Regions from separate parts of the Homo sapiens genome. Here regions 2 and 3 are each linked to region 1. The links are chromatin loops, found by intact Hi-C in ENCODE. Cell type or tissue: PC-9. All regions are shown on one strand.

Region 1 (2,500 bases):
CCCAGGATCCCTCCGGCGGAGCGCCCCGAGCATTGTTCCCCTCGGGCCCGCGGGCCAGGCACAAGCCCGTGCACGCGCACCCGCGAGGACACTCACATACACACACACACACGCGCGCCCCCAGCGCGATGCCCCGCACGCCCCCGCCGCACACGCCTCGGTCCGCCCCGAGCCGCCCGACCCCGCAGGACGCGTGTGCCGGCCACAAGCGCGTGCACAGGCACTCACGCGCCGCGGGGCCCCTCGGGCGGCTCCAGCACGCCGGCCCGCGCGGGGACCCTGGCGCACCAGACCCCCGCGCAGCCCGCGCCTGTCCTCCTCTCGCTCCGCCGTGTTTTTTATGAATGAAAATGTGGTATGCAAATGAGAGCGATTCAAGAAAACGAAATGGCGGAGCCTAGGCCCCAGTGGGCTCCGGAGCGGACTGCAGGGCTCGCGGGGCGGCGGGAGTCACAAAGTCACTGTGCAAAAACCCACCAGCCCCGGGAAGCCGGAGTGGGGGTGTCAGGTCTTCCGCTCTAGCCGCCGAGGATTTCGGGGGCGGGGGAGCTGTAAGTCCTCCGAGAGGGAGCGGAGACCGCCGGGAGGTCACCCGCACGCCCTTGGCCCCCGGAGCTGCCACCAGCCCGCCGACCCTAGGCGTGCGCCCGCCAGCCCGCAGCAGTTTTTGCCCTCTCCTCACTTCAACAAGCAGGGAAGCCTCGCGTCCCAACGCCGAAAGGTCAGCGAGTCGCTGCACCCCACGCCAAGTTCACCCAATAAGCGTCCCCGCCCGCATCCTCAGCCCCGGCCCCCACGCTGCCCCTGAGGGGCACCCTCGTCCCACCCCGCGACCAAACTTACTCGTCTGGGTGTGTTTCTTCGGTCATTTTCTTGTTCACCTAGACGCCTGTCCCGCGGCGGGCAGCTTTGCTCCCTTCATCTTCCTGTCCGCTCGCCCCCCTTCTTCACATCTCCGGAGATCGCCTGATTTGGGGAGGGGGGGCGGCTAGAGATGAAGAGGGCGCCGCAGCAGAAGGGGAAGCAGGGCGCGGGATAGGGTTTGGGGGAAGGGGTGCAAAGGCAGGCTGCGCGGGGAGTGAACGCCGCAGCGCCGTGGGGAGAGGCGGGCGGAGGCTCCGGGGGCTCGGGAGCGGGCAGAGGGGGCGAGATTTGGGAAGGGGACGGCGGTGGGGGAGAGCAGGAGAAAAACAAGCGCGCCTCGGAGCGGCAGGGACTGCTGCGAGGAGGAGGAGAGCGCCGGCCGCGGGTGGGGGGGCTCAGTCCGGGGTCGCCCCCGGGGGGCCGGGCCAATCACGGTTCCGGGGAGCGGTCGGCGGCCGGGGGAGGTGCGCCTGGGAGGCGGTGCAGGGCGCCCCGTCCGAGCCCCATCTCTCGACTCCACCGATTTACTCCATATTGGATTCTCACCGCCGCCAACAGGAGGAGGAAGTAGGGCGGAAGCGATGACGTCTTCCCAGCGGCCAGAGGTGGTGGAGTGCAAAAAGCTTCCTACTTGCGACCGAAAAAAAGGGAGAAGAAAAAAAAAAAAACTTTGTCCCGCCTACTGAGCACGCCCCGCTTCCTCTCCCCCTCCCTCCTGGCTTCCACTCCCGGGGGAGCCGCGGAGCCGAGTTGTTTGCTTGCGCCGCGACCGTCTGGCTCCGAATCCTCCTTGATTAGGGCTCCGGGTTTTAGGAAGCCCGAGAGGAGGGAGGAGGCGGGAGCGGAGGACTCGTACACATCTGGCTCCCGTTTTTGCCCCCTCCCTCCTTCCAAACACCAAGATTAAAAATCGGGGGGTTGGGCGGGGGCAGAGATGGGAAACTCAAGGGAGGGGAGGGAGTAAAACAGCTGAAGAGGTGCTCAGGCTCAGAGGCACAACTACCCCCACCGCGGGGTGGGAAGGTAGGGGCGGCGCAGGTGCCAGGGGCTGGCTTCTCCAGCCCAACCCAACCAGAGAGGGGAGGGGGTTCGACTTTGCCAAGGTTCTGAAAGGCAGAGGCTTTTCCGTTTCACGTGAATCTTGTGATTTTTTTTCTTTTTTGTCTCAATAGAGGAATGGATTTTTGTTTTGTTTTGTTTTGAGATGGAGTCTCGCTCTGTCCTCAGGCTGGAGTGCAGTGGCGCGATCTAGGCTCACTGCAACCTCCACCTCCTGGGTTCAAGTGATTCTCCTGCCTCAGCCTCCCGAGTAGCTGCGACTACAGGCGCGCGCCACCACGCCCAGCTAATTTTTGTATTTTTAGTAGGGAGGGGGTTTCATCATGTTGGCCAGGATGGTCTCGATTTCTTGACCTCGTGATCCGCCTGCCTCGGCATCCCAAAGTGCTGGGATTATAGGCATGGGCCACCGCACCCGGCCAAGGAACGGATGTTTTTAAGAATCATTACTCATGCAAAGAAAAAGGTCAACCCAGCACAGCCCAGAAACGTTTGCATTTCCGTAGAAATTATGGAATTTCTCGCGTTAAGAAGCAGCCCCGGCCGGGCGCGGTGGCACACGCCTGTAATCCCAGCA
Region 2 (2,500 bases), 110 kb before region 1:
GTTTGTCACTTGGGTGCACTTTCCCTTCACTATGGATTCCTTCCAAAGCAGTCCCACAGGCACCACACTCCTGGCTTCTCTCTACCCCTTACTCCTCCCCAGGTTCCCTCCTCTTCCTCACAAACAACTCTTCTTGGTGTCATATGTGTGAGTGCTTATGGTGTGCCAGGCCCTGAGCTACTTGTGGACACGGTTCCTCAGCATGGCCAGCAGGTCACAGGTAAAACACTATCTCCATGTCACACACTGGCACTAAGGGACTCTGAGAGATGGTGAATCCAGGCCATGGCAGCACAGTCACTGGCAGAGCTGGGACTGAAATGCAGCCTCCCTGACCACAAAGCCCAGGGAGATTTCTAATAGGCCCCACACACTGCTGCCTCTCACAGCCAGGTAAGTCCACTTCCAGCTCCTATGCTAAGAGGTATTTTGTTGAGATTAACACAAAACACAACTTCTCCAAGTCACAAGGTACACCCTGCTGTATACAAACCCAGGAGATGAGGAGATGATGTCTCACAGTACAAAGGTTACTACAGATCTCAATAAATACCTCTCAAATGAGTAATCAGGGCCTTTCAGTGTGATTCAAATCTCAAGAGTTAAATTCTTATCCAACAGCCACGTTACAGTCATCTATTAGGTTAGAAGTTAGCCTTGTGTTGAACATTGTAATAAGCTCTCAGTACTTAGTTCTCAGAAGCCCATTTAACACACCACGGTCACCACTGTGTTAGTCATCTGTTCACCCTAACTCAGCCTATTTTCTGTGACCCACTTTTGGGTTAACAATGTGTAGAAAGTCCTTCTGAGAAATGAGGCACATCCGGCTTTTCCTAGGACTCATTAGTCGATCAGAAATGCTACCTTCCGATATTCCCATCCCACCTCCCCAGCCCTCTCTCCCTGCACAGTCCAGTGCAAAGCTCCCCAGACATTTGTCAGAGGATGTGAGACTGAGAAAGGCCTTATCTGATGACGAATTTCTACAGTGAAGCAAGAAGGCCAGAAGACCTCGAGAGGCATGTCCACAGTCTACTGCCTCCTGAGGGCAGAGCTGAGGTTGCGTCCTAGCCGAGCCTGCAGTCTTCCAGGCCCAGCTGTTCAGGGTTGTCTGAACTCCCAGAAGATTCCATTGGAAGCCAAGGCTATTTCAGATGGATACTAACAGATGATTCTTACAAAGCAGCTAGTGTGACCTACAAACAAAAGGAATGTACTACCAGGGCATCTCCAAGAAAGGCAAAGGGGAAAAAAAATCTCCTTTTACCCTCATGCACCTCTGAACTGGCTCTCCTATAACTCTGCCCTGGTTTCCGTGGGCTGCAGAAAAGCAGCCCACCTGAGGTATGCACATACCTAATACACAAGCAAGATTCTTAAACATCTCTCTGTTATTTCTGTGCACAAGCTACTGACACCTACCAACCTACCAATCTGAAAGCTGTCACCTTCAATGAAAAAGTTGGCAATCACATGCTCCCAACTGTATCTACACTCCCCTTGCTCTCCAGTGGGGGTCTAAGAACTGTTAGGGCTTTGAAGAACAAAAGCAGAGGTCCCCTGTGACTACTCTGTGCTCGGGGACTTCAGGCTCCTAGAAGGCATGACTGCAGCATCCTGAGAGAGCAGGTCAGAGTGGGCGTTTAATGTCTCCTGCTGTGGACACTGAGGCTGGCATTGCCATCTGGCCCCAGCTGACACTGGGAGGTCTTGTGCACTATGATGCAGGGAGCACAGCCCTTGCCACCTGCAAATGTACCCTCTAAAAACACTCTTGCCTTTGGGTTTGACTCTGACTCAATGTCAATGCCTGTTGCTAAAAAGATGTCCAGCTGGGTGCAGCTGCTCATGCCTGTAATCCCAGCGCTTTGGGAGGCTGAGGTAGGAGGATCGCTTGAAGTCAAGAGTTCGAGACCAGCCTGGGCAACAAATCAAGACCCTGTCTAAAAAAAAAAAAAAAAAAAAAAAAAAGATGTCCAATTAAGAAGTGTGCAACCTAATATGAGGCACTGAACAACAGAAACGAGGGGAGTATTACAATGCTAAAAACAACAGGGTCTCAGCTCAGGCAGATTAGATTTGAATCATTCTCTGCTAATTATAAGATGATTTTGGTCAAGTTAATCTCTAACTCCAGTGTTTACATCTGTAAAATTGGGCCAAAATCTTCCTTGGGGTTATGGCAAAAATAAAATGGGATTTAAAATTTCTATTTTGCTATACATTTTTTTGAGACAGAGCCTTGATCTGTCACCCAGGCTGGAGTGCAGCGGCGGAATCTCAGCTCACTGCAACCTCCGCCTCCTGGGTTCAAGCGATTCTCATGCCTCAGCCTCCCGAGTGGCTGGGATTACAAGCACGTGCCAACACGTTTGGCTAATTTTTTGATTTTTTTAGTAGAGATGGGGTTTCACCAGGTTGCCCAGGCTGGTCTCCAACTCCTGAGCTCAGGCAATCTGCCCACCTTGTCCTCCTAAAGTGCCAGGATTACAGGGAT
Region 3 (2,500 bases), 150 kb before region 1:
TAAAAATACAAAAAATTAGCCGGGTGTGGTGGTGCACGCCTGTAGTCCCAGCTACTTGGGAGGCTGAGGAAGGGGAATCACTTGAACCCAGGAGGTGGAGGTTGTAGTGAGCTGAGGTTGCACCACTGCACTCCAGCCTGGGCAACAAGAGCAAAACTCTGTCTCAGAAAAAAAAAAAAAAAATTACTTGTATTTGCATGAAAATCACTGAGTTTCAAATCTGAAGTGTTCTTCAGAGTTCTAACGTGTAAGAACACAGAGTACTATGATATTTCCCCAAGAGTATTCTGTGAGTCCCAGCTAAATGCCCTATATCCCAAGTGTGCTTTGTGGTTTAAAGAGTTAGAGAAATGCTGCAGAAACCTTCCCTGCAGCATACTAAAGTCTCAGAGATGTCCTGCAGGGAGAAAACCCAGCCGACTTTATTCAGCAAGGGATCTCTTTCTGTTTCTCTCTCTCTCTCTCCCCCTTTCTCTGTCTCTGTGTGTGTGTCTTTCCTTTCTCTCTCTCTCCCCCTCCTTCACTCCGTCCATATCCCTCCCTCTCCCTCTCTGTCCCTCTTTCCCTTTTCCTTTCTCTTTCTTCCCCCACTCTTCCTCCCTCCCTCTCCCTCTCCACTTTTTTACCTCCCCTCCCCCTCCCCCTCCTCTCTCTCTTCCCCTCTTCCTCACACCCTCCCTCTGTGGCCCACCGCCTATTAGCACTATGCAAAGCACATTCTGGGAAATCTGGGTCCTAGCCAGTAGGACAGCTGTAGTAGCTATGGTGAAATTTCACATTTCTGGGCCCTGCCTGTTTCCTCCTTTGTCAACAGCAGGTTTCCAGGTGCTAGGAATTGTCATCACTCACACTCCCTTCCTCAAGGGTTTGCTTTAGAACTAAGATTCAAGGATTATCGATGTTTTTAATATAAGAATAAGCTGTAGAATGCCAAACAACAGCAGATAGGAGGAGAGAGAAGACTAAAACTATAACTGACAAATACATTAGACTAATGAATGCAAAGAAAACCTAGAAACTGGGAGGTTATTAGTGGACATTGGTCATGACTTGTGGCCACCAACCATGGTTTGAATTCTCTTCCCATGATTAGGGATTTTTCTACATTACAAATCTTGCTTCCCTGAGGCAGAAGTCCACAACTCACCCTTCTAGCTTTTCTTGTAGCAAAGATCTGCCCGTTAGACACTCCCACTCCAGAAGCAGCTACCCAGAGGAATTGTTTCCTAGCCAGGGGTCACCACAGGCCTGGGGTTTTGAAGCAGAGCTGGGCAAGGCACTTGGTATTCAGTGCCCAGTGTCAGGGGTGTGAGTGGCAGAGACGATGTCCAGGAGGGGAGGTGGTAGGAGTCACTGCTGAAGGCCCACAGCATGGTTGGGCCTTGGTCATGACTGGGTGTCCTCCAGCTGGACTCTGCGGCAACCTGGAGATTCTGTGAACTCCTACATATTCTTTACTAGTTTATTTCTGCTTAAATCATCCAGGGCAGGGTAGGGTTTGTTGCTTGCAGCTAAGACCCTGACTAATATAGGTAAATCCTGACAATATCTGGCTGGGATGCAATTCTGTCTTAAGGAAGCCAGTGCTTGGCAATGAAAGACACTGGATAGTTCCAAAACATTTAGTTCAGCAATATAGAGTGTGTTTCTTCTCTCACATGTCCAAGGTAAGAGCTCTATGTGCCATATGTAGCAGGAGCTCAATATTTATCAAATTAAAGTCAGCTTTCTCAAAAGAGAGGTGCCATCTATTTGTTCAGTCCCTTCATCCAGTGGAATGAGATTCTGACTTAAGATTTCCATGGGAGCAGAAGGTGAAAAGAGCAGACAGTGTGCTCAGCTATATCCTGCCGAGTTTGCTTTTGCACCCCATGAATACGGTAAGATTAATGAAATCCCAAATAAACTTCCAGGAAAGATGAAAGAATTTATAAATGGTAATGATGTAAAGTAAATTCACACTAGGGTTTTCCCCTTTCTTAGAGGAGCTGAGGGTGGGGTGAGGAGGGGGCTGGTAAAGGATCAGGATTTTATTTGTGTCTTCGCTGCAATAAAGCAGAAATGTTAGACACCAAGAAAGCCACTCTGAAAAGTATTTTCCTTGATCTCAGGAGAATGTGGAATTATTTAATAAATCAACAAGTCCAAGATCAAGGTGCCAGAAAAATAAAAAAGTATATTGCAGGGAAAAGCCCAAAAAAATTAAAAAATGATTAAATAGGCGGGCGCCGTGGCTCAAACCTGTAATCCCAGCATTTTGGGAGGCCGAAGCAGGTGGGTCACTTGAGTCCAGGAGTTCGAGACCAGCCTGGACAACATGGTGAAACCCCATCTATACTGAAAATACAAAAATTAGCTGGGTGTGGTGTGCATCTGTAATCCCAGCTACTAGGGAGGCTGAGGCATGAGAATCACTTGAACCTGGGAGGTGGAGGCTGCAGTGAGCCGAGATCACGACACTGCACTCCAGCCAGAGTGACATAGACTGAGTAAAAAAAAA

What was found. A loop is a pair of places that touch in the nucleus more often than their neighbours do. Peaks named below come from ENCODE experiments on the same cell type or tissue, not always from the same donor. Only the 100,000 strongest peaks of a DNase experiment are listed, where the experiment ranks them.
Region 2: a loop joins it to region 1, with 3 times the contacts of the local background. A loop is called at or near these places in 26 of 110 quality-filtered maps.
Region 3: a loop joins it to region 1, with 4 times the contacts of the local background. A loop is called at or near these places in 18 of 110 quality-filtered maps.

Annotation. Positions count from the first base shown.
Region 1 is chr2:65,431,119-65,433,618 of GRCh38, forward strand. It overlaps SPRED2 (sprouty related EVH1 domain containing 2), which reads right to left and starts at 1,481. Exons shown (of 6, transcript NM_181784.3): 1 at 844-1,481. The coding sequence starts at 869. RefSeq lists silencers at 1-333, 364-413, 1,184-1,383. In PC-9, no CTCF peak of the experiment used is centred here; DNase peaks (open chromatin) are centred at 393 and 1,563; H3K4me3 peaks cover 2,500 bases; H3K27ac peaks cover 2,062 bases.
Region 2 is chr2:65,319,557-65,322,056 of GRCh38, forward strand. All of the region lies in intron 4 of SPRED2 (sprouty related EVH1 domain containing 2), which reads right to left. Among named protein-coding and RNA genes, the nearest start is that of ACTR2, 93 kb to the left of the region's middle. In PC-9, CTCF peaks have their summits at 1,054 (motif pointing right) and 1,265; DNase peaks (open chromatin) are centred at 565 and 1,005; H3K4me3 peaks cover 1,216 bases; H3K27ac peaks cover 2,500 bases.
Region 3 is chr2:65,281,509-65,284,008 of GRCh38, forward strand. No RefSeq gene overlaps it. Among named protein-coding and RNA genes, the nearest start is that of ACTR2, 55 kb to the left of the region's middle. In PC-9, no CTCF peak of the experiment used is centred here; no DNase peak of the experiment used is centred here.